Regions from separate parts of the Homo sapiens genome. Here region 1 is linked to region 2. A link is an interaction called in ENCODE POLR2A ChIA-PET data of the cell type or tissue named here. Cell type or tissue: Panc1. All regions are shown on one strand. Each heading gives the region's core, and the rest is flanking DNA. Links, peaks and the distances in the headings are about the cores only. Region 1 overlaps BCAS3 (BCAS3 microtubule associated cell migration factor). Region 2 overlaps BCAS3 (BCAS3 microtubule associated cell migration factor).

The links. Peaks named below come from ENCODE experiments on the same cell type or tissue, not always from the same donor. Only the 100,000 strongest peaks of a DNase experiment are listed, where the experiment ranks them.
Region 1: POLR2A ChIA-PET joins it to region 2 with 7 read pairs; 1 of 35 experiments calls an interaction of 5 or more read pairs at or near these places.

What each region holds. Positions count from the first base shown.
Region 1 is chr17:61,282,526-61,286,927 of GRCh38, forward strand. The region is part of intron 22 of BCAS3 (BCAS3 microtubule associated cell migration factor); the gene reads left to right. Among named protein-coding and RNA genes, the nearest start is that of TBX2-AS1, 110 kb to the right of the region's middle. RefSeq lists an enhancer at 1,055-1,555. In Panc1, for the core only: no CTCF peak of the experiment used is centred there; no DNase peak of the experiment used is centred there; H3K27ac peaks cover 1,066 bases.
Region 2 is chr17:61,174,391-61,178,792 of GRCh38, forward strand. All of the region lies in intron 22 of BCAS3 (BCAS3 microtubule associated cell migration factor), which reads left to right. Among named protein-coding and RNA genes, the nearest start is that of BCAS3-AS1, 41 kb to the left of the region's middle. In Panc1, for the core only: no CTCF peak of the experiment used is centred there; no DNase peak of the experiment used is centred there; H3K27ac peaks cover 953 bases.

The DNA.
Region 1 (4,402 bases), core at 238-4,237, 110 kb after region 2:
TTCGTTGGCTTACTCTTAGACAGATGTGACTTCCTGTGTCAGCGAGGGAGGCTCCAAGGACAAGTTGAATGCCCAAGTTATAGAAAGTTATGTTTGTATTGGTCGTTGTTAATAAAACAGAGTATCTGGGGTGTTTGAAAAAGAAGGAAGCCCATCAACACAGAGGATTATGAATCAGACCCTTCCAGAAGTCTCTATACCTCACTTTGAGAGAATTTCCATTTTGGTTTAATGAGTTGGTCACATTGCATCATCCCTTTATCTACCCAAAATGTGAATTTTAAACATTTTTTATCCAGATAATTTTTTCACAGAGGGAAATGCACAGAGCTTAAATGTGCAAGTAATTAAATGAGTTTTAGTGAAGGGGAGAAATCACAGTAAAAATATATATTTTCAATATATTTGTATATTATATATAATACATATTTTATATTTTTATATATAAATTTTTTTCACTGTGATTTTCCCCCTTTAAAAATAAATCAGCCCATGGCATCTTTTATTTAAATAATACTATGATGTCGTGATGTTGTAATACTAAAAGTTGTGTTGTTTTTTTTGCTCCACGTTGCTCCTTTTTGTATTGAAAACGATTGGGCAGCCATGACATTCAATGGTGCTGCCTAGTTCCTTCAGAGATTTTACCGTTTTATTTATGTTTTAATACAAAGGTGACCATTTTTACTGGAAAAGTACCAATGAATTCAACTAGTCTTGGTTTGGAGGACTATAACACATTCAAACTAGTTAGCTTCATCCACCAGACATTAAGCACCCACTCTATGCTAAGTACTTTATGTTACGTTTAGCTCATTCTCCCTATTATATTTAGTTAACTCTCCTATTTAGTTCATCAGCGATGATGAAGGGAAGACCAAGTGAATTTAGAGGGGATTTGTACCAAAATGAGGTTGCAAAAGTAAATTGATTTTTTTTTTTTTTTTGAGACGAGTCTGGCTCTGTCGCCCAGGCTAGAGTGCAGTGGTGCCATCTCAGCTCACTGCAAGCTCCGCCTCCTGGGTTCACGCCATTCTCCTGCCTCAGCCTCCCAAGTAGCTGGGACTACAGGCGACCGCCACCATGCCTGGCTAATTTTTTGTATTTTTAGTCGAGACAGGGTTTCAATGTGTTAGCCAGGATGGTCTCAATCTTCTGACCTCGTAATCCACCTTCCTCAGCCTCCCAAACTGCTGAGATTACAGGCGTGAGCCACCGCACTTGGCCGTAAATTGATTTTTTAAAAAAAAATTTTAGAGACAGGGTTTTGCTCTGTCACCCAGGTTGGAATGCAGTGACGCAGTCATAGCTCACTGCAGCCTCAACCTCCTGGGCTCAAACAGTCCTCCTGCCTCAGCCCCCCAAGTAGCTGAGACAGCAGGCCACCACACCCAGTTGTAAATTGATTTTTAAGCAGTTAGAACTTGAACTGATTCACCTGGGCAGCTTTAGTTGTATCTTTGGTATTACGATCTTGAGAGGTGAAGCCGGCTGGGCTTCTGGGTTGGGTGGGGACTTGGAGAACTTTTCTGTCTAGCTAAAGGATTGTAAATGCACCAATCAGCGTTCTGTGTCTAGCTAAAGGTTTGTAAACACACCAATCAGCACTCTGTAAAAATGGACCAATCATCACTCTGTAAAATGGACCAATCAGCAGGATGTGGGCAGGGCCAAATAAGGGAATAAAAATTGGCCACCTCCCCCACCCACACCAGCAGTCGCAAACCTGCTCAGGTTCCCTTCTATGTCAGGAAGGTTTGTTCTTTCACTCTTCACAATAAATCTTGCTGCTGCTCACTCTGGGTCCACACTAGCTTTATGAGCTGTAACACTCACCAGGAAGGTCTGTGGCTTCATTCCTGAGAATGAAGTCAGCGAGACCACGAACCGACCGGAAGGAAGAAACACTGGACACATCTGAACATCTCAAGGAACAAACTCCAGACACACCATCTTTAAGAACTGTAACACTCATCGCGAGGGTCCGCGGCTGGTTCTTGAAATCAGCCAGACCCAAGAACCCACCGGAAGGAACCAATTCCAGACACAATCTGAAGACTTGTTCACCTCCGATGCTGCTTCTGGGCTCTTTGCAATTAGCAGTGCAGCCCACAACTGCGTTTTTTTTTTTCCTCTACTCTTTTTTTTTTTCCCTCCTGCTGTTTAGGCTTCATTCTAACTAGCTTTTCAGCCTATGTGGGCATTTATTTGTTCCCTTAAGGCCATGCCAGTTGTTGCAAAGGTAGAGAAGGAATCCTCAGAAGAGCTCTCAGGGTCTCTGCTTAGGAAAGCCTCCACTCAACAGTAAGTGAGGAGATTTGCCCAGGCATGGCAGGGCATAGCACAGTGACCTGATGCCACCTCAGAAGGGACAGCAGAAGCTTCCCCAGCACCTAGCTAGTGCCTGTTGTTGAATGAATGTATAAGTGAAGTTTTCAAGCAAGTGTCATCAAGGTTCTCTCCTGGTTCTCCTGTCTGTAGGCTTCTGAAAGCTTTGCTGCCCTAAATTCCTGTCCTTGGTCTCTGTTGGGACCATGCCTACTGACTGATGCTAACCTCGGGGTCTCTTCTGTCCCCTAGTGATTCAAACCAGCTATCCTGAAACTGCTTCCACCTGGGCAGACCAGGGACCACAGGAACCAGAGAAATGAAAAGTATCACTTGAGAACTAAATTGGGGTGTTTTGCTTTTCCCCTCCTCCTAGGTTGTGTGTGTGTGTGTGTGTGTGTGTGTTTCTTGCTAAAATGCAGCAAAGGAAGGGGAAACAAATACAACAGTGCACGGCAGAGTCCCTGCTAATAAATGTATATAAAAGAACTGAGTGCTGCTTCTCCAACATAACTTCCAGGTCTGAATACTTTGTTTTCTGCAGATTTTCAACAGGTGTCAGTTACACTTTACCTGGCCCTAAAGTGAAAAGCTCTACATGCTTGGTTTGGTTTATCCATAGGATCTAGACTAGACTAGACTAGAGGATTGACGCAGTGAAAATGTTTACTCCTCTAATTAAGCAGAATTAAGGTCTGGGCTCAAAACTGTCTTGAGCTGTGCTAGGCATAATTGAGATGCATGGACTTTGTGTAAATAATGTACTTCTAATTGGCTTTGATTAAGTGCAAATTAGAATCACACTTCACTCCAGTGTGATTTACATTCCTAAGCCCTTTTACTAACTGAAGTACTGTGGGTGGCCGATAAGGCTTGTTTATCCAGGAGACAAGAGACTAGGAGCTAGGAGCTGCGGATCTGCAGTTTCCCAAAGGTAAAGGAGCCTGCAGCTGAGCCTCGAGTTTCTCATGTCTTCCCTCCCATCTCCAGTCCCTACTTTAGGCGAATCAGCTTTAGTCCTCTAAATTCTAAAGCTCTACCAATTTTTTTTTAGTTTCAAGACTTAGCTTACACACACACTCAAGTTACGTGAATACATGAATATTGCAGTTTGTCTTGTGAAACCTCAGACCTAAAACCAGCCCCAGGCTTTGACTGTCAATATCATGACACCTTTTTACTCATGGACCAGAAACATTTCATAAAGGAAACAACTGGTGGGAAGTTTTTTCCAGAGAGTTCCCAGTGTGTGAGTGTGAGTCAACAGACTGCTACAAAGTAGCTTAAACTCTGCACACATCTTCCTCTGGGATTTCTTTGCAGCTTTCAAAGGGTAGATCTTTGCAACCATCCCTTGGGGAGCCTGCAGGGCGGGGTGCGGAGGGTCTGCGGGGGTGGGGCGCTGCCGAATATGAGACATTTCCTCTTGCTTCTGAGTTCTCTGAATCTGCATTTGAAAGTTATCGTGAGCAGATGAAGCAGAGGTTGCTGGGTTTATACTGATGTCTGCGCCCACTCCTGTGCTGGTGAAGTCTGGCGTGTGGAGAGGCCTCTGGTTATTGGGAGGCTGGTAAATGGCCAGCAGGATAGAAATCCGACGTGGTGTTTATGACCCTGGAGGCCATCGATAACTGGACCTAGAAGGGTTTCTCCAGATTTTCTCACGTTAGCATGCTGCTGCTTGGTGCACGACCAAAAAGTAACATGTCAGAATAGGGATTTTCACACCAGCAGAGAGTGCTAACAGTGTGCCAGGATCTGTGGGCACGCTGTTAGCAGGGCTAAGTTAAATACTCGCTTTACACCGTTGTGAAGGCAGCTCCCAGGGCAGCCAGAGGAGCATGTCACCTTCAGAGTAGGTTGGACTGTAAATATGTTTGGTCTCTAAACTCTGCCACGGGCTTACCAGAGTGAGAAGTTAGCATATTGAGGCAAATTACACTACAGAGATCCTGGCCAGGGTGAGGAAAGACAGAGAATGCTTTCTAGGACCTTTATACTGCATTCATTCATTTATTCATTCACTGAAACTTTATGGGCCACCTACTGAGCCAGACACCAGAGATGCAACTAG
Region 2 (4,402 bases), core at 206-4,205:
GCACATAATTGAGATCATAGGTCATTTGTCCTTACATGCCTGGTTCATTTCACTTAGCATAATGTCCTCCAAGCTCATCCATGTTGTCACAAATGACAGGATTTCCTTCTTTTTTAAGGCTGAATAGTATTCCATTGTGCATATGTACCACATTTTCATTTATCTGTTGATGGACATTTTGGTTGATTCCATAACTTGGCTGCTGTGACTAGTTCTGTAATGAACATGAGAGCACAGATATCTCTTCAACACACTAATTTCCTTTCCTTTCTGTATATACCCAGTTTCAGGATTGCTCATGGTTTGTATGGTTAAAATAAGGAAATGGCCAAAGTATGATTTCAATAATCGCACGGTGTATTACCATACAAAGAGATTCTCTTCCCTGCTTCCCTACAATGCTCAAACGGGGAGAAAATGAGAAAAAATCTTGTAGGGAATACACTCGATAGACACAGTGAGTTCCATTTTATTTAGAGTCCAATTGATGAATTCTGGTAGCTCAATTAAGATAGAATCAGGCCTCAGTGGAAGTAAAGTCTAATCACAGTTCGATATGTACTTTTCTATGGGAGCTTCTCAGGAGAGATGGTTTGACCACACAAGTCCTTGTACACTAGTGAGTGGTGCAGGTATTGGCAGGTGAGACTTTGGAGAACAGCTTGAAGGCTGACAAAGAGTAGTCCTGCTGCATCCTGAGGTCTCAGTGTGTCTTGTCAAAGTCCTGGGGTTAGGTCAGGCATGGGTGGTTCACACCTGTAATCCCAGCACTTTCGGAGGCCAAGGCAGGAAGATTACTTGTTGGCAGGAGTTCGAGATCAACCTGAGCAACTTAGTGAGACCCCATCTCTGTAAAAAATATAAAGATTAGCTGGGTGTGGTGGTGCATGGCCATAGTCCCAGCTACTCAGGAGACTGAGGCAGGAGGATCACTTGAGTTTGAGGATGCAGTGAGCTATGATTGTGTCACTGTGCTCCAGCCTGGGTGACACAGTGGGAAAAAAAAAAAAAGCTCTTGGGTTTACATGTGTTTTGGAGTCCAGTAGTTGAGATCAGTAACTCACATATGTGGTCTGATAAGGGGTGATGTAACATTGTCATGGGGAAGGGCATTATACTCCATGTTTTTATCTTAGCAAAACATATGTCACCAATGCAGCAAATTATGTGAATGTTTGGAATCATTTCAAAGCTGTCCCAGCTAGATTATATGATAGCTCTATTTTTAATTTTGGGGGAAACCTCAATACTGTTTTCCATAATGGCTGTGCTAATTCACATTCCCACCAACAATACACTGTGGTTCACTGGGAGAAAATATTAACGGAAGCTACACATTGGTAGAAAGTATTTTCCGCTCACCCAACTGATAAAGGACTTGTATCCAGAATATATAAATATAAAAAGCTCAGAACTCAAGAATAAGAAAGCTAACAACTGAATTAAAAAATAGGTAAGTTTGAGACTAGGTGTGGTGGCTCACGCCTGTAATTCTAGCACTTTGGGAGACTGAGGCAGAAGGGTTGCTTGAGTCTAGGAGTTAGAATCCAGCCTGGGCAACAGAGTGAGATCCCAGCTCTACAAAAAATAACAGAAGATTAGCTGGGTGTGGCAGTATGTGCCTTGTAGTCCCAGCTACTCCGGAGGCTGAGGTGGGAGGATTGCTTAAGCCTAGGAGGGGAAGGCTGCAGTGAGCCATGATTGTGCCCCTGCACTCCAGCCTGGGAGACAGAGCAAGACCCTATCTCAAAAAAAAAAAAAAAAAAAAAAAGAAAAAGAAAAAGAAAAAATTTGGACAAATTTAAAATGTAGAGAAAATATTTTCCTTTAAACTGTCAACCTTATTTATAAGGTAAGATGTATATGGTTATTTAATATATTATATATGTATTTAATATATGGCTAATATATACATTTTTCTGACTTTATATATAGATATAAAACCAGAAAAGCTATTTACCCAGAAAATTTTTTTCTTCCTATATTTTTGTTTTCATTTTACTCAGTGATATAATTTTTATTCTTACTTCCTGATAGTAAAAGAAAAAATGAACCCAACCCTCAAAAGGCTGAGGCCCTGTCCCCCCATTGTCAGTGATTTGTTTTTTCTGACAGGTTGAAAATTGTGTAATGTCTATTTATTTATTTATTTATTTATTTATTTATTTATTTATTTATGTATTTAGAGAGATGGTCTTGCTGTGTCACCCAGGCTGGAGTGCACTGGTGCTATCATGGTTCACTGCAGCCTCCACCTCCTAGGCTCAAGTGATCCTCCCACCTCAGCCTCCCAAGTAGCTGGGACTACAGTCATGTGCCAACATGTCCCAACAATTTTTGAAATTTTTTGTAGAGACAGGGTCCCACTGTATAGTGCCCAGGCAGGTCTTGAACTCCTGGGCTCCAGTGATCCTCCTGCCTCAGCCTCCCAAAGTGCCAGGATTATAGGCATGAGCCACCGCACTCTGGCCTCAATCTTTTATTTTTAAAAATGAGCAAATGATTTGAACAGATTTCACCAAAGAAGATCTATAGATGGCAAAGAAGCATATGCAAAAATGTTTAATACCGTTAGTCCTTAGAGATTTGCAAATTAAAACAAAAATGAGATCCCACTACCTGCTTATTAGATATCCCAAAATTTAAAATGCTGATCATACCTAGTCTTGGGGAAGGACATAGAGCAACTGGAGCTCTTGTACATTGCTTTTGGAAATAGAAAATTGTACAAATGTTTTGGAAAACTCCTTGCTAGTTTCTTAAAACATTAAACATGCACTTATCATATGATCTAGCCATTCCATTCCTAAATATTTAACCAAGAGAAATGAAGGCATTTGTCCATATAAGAACCGTACATGAAAGTTTAGTATCAGCTATATACACTTGTAGTAGTCAAGAAATGGAAATAACCCAATGTCCCTTAACAGGTAAATGGAGAAACGAATTGGTATTTATCTATAAAATGGAATACTACTCAGCAATAAATAGGAATGAGTTCTTGATAAATGCGATAATATGGGTGGATCTCAAATAAGCAAAAGGAGCCAGAACAAATGAATACATACTGTACGGCTTCATTTTTATAATGTGCTAGAGGATGCTAACTAATCTGTGGTAACTGAAAGCAAGAAGTGGTTTCCTGGATATCCAAATGGGGCAGGAAGAGAGATGGATTACAAAGGGGCATGATTTAACCTTTGGCAGTGATCACTACACTATGTTCATTATCTTGATTGTGGTGATGATTTCATGGGTGTATACATATGTTAAAACTTGTAAATGGTGCACTTTAGATATGTCTAACTTAGTGTATGCAATTAAACTATCAAAATATATTCTCAAGGATGGAAGTTTATACCCTCATTCTATATTCTGTTCAGCAGTGCTATTTTGAGATTATGTATACCAATTAATTTAGTAGGTCTTTTAAGTGGAAGTTACATAGTGTCTATCTGTTGCACCTGACTTGTTTCCAAACCCATCATTATTTAATGAGAGAGCTAAATTCATGGCATTTTGATTTTGGACTAAACATTGAATATGTACATTACATAAGACTATATACTATAGCTACTAAATGGGTAATCTTTTGTCCTACATCTCTACATTCTATCATAAAAAAATTAGACACTTGTATCTTTGAATGTTTGAGTTGGTGTTTTGCTTCAGACTCTTCAAATACAGACTTTAATCCCAATCTCTTTCTTTATTTTAAATTAAAATTCACAGGTTCTGGTTGGGTGGGCTGTATACATTCAATCTGCCCTCTTATTCCATGGACGTCCTGCTTGGACATTATATTTTGAAATCTGTATTACAAAGTCTTTTATCCTTTTATTAGTTTAGTACTTTAAACCTTAGACATAAAAAAGAAGACTATCAGTGAAAATCAATTGAAATGTAGTTAGATAAAGATCTGATGTACAAGCAGAAGGCTTAGTTGCAGCACAATATAATCAATTAGGACTCTCCAGCTGCATACAGAGTTTTACCCATCCAATCACTTTTCACACGTTTCTTCCATTAGCTTGACTAGAGTTATTCTTCTTTTTTTAATGTGAATTATGATGAATGAGATTGTTGTTATGAATATAGAGATGGGTCATTATCCTACAGAAACCAGATTGTGCTGGTGTTTAGTGATTAGGGCTATCTGCTTCTGCTATCAATAAAGTACAGATTTATCTGTCTCAAATTATGATTGGGAAGCCAGTAGTCATTGTTATCTAATTCATTTAACAATGTTACAATACAAATGTATAATATAAAATTGTTTTTGTTCAGCTGGGTAATTGACATAACTTTTAAGTTGTGAGGGTAAAGGAATATAATTTATCAAATAGAGGTGGGAAATTTTTCATGGCTTAAAATCAAATAAATATTCCTCAGGAATTAGTAC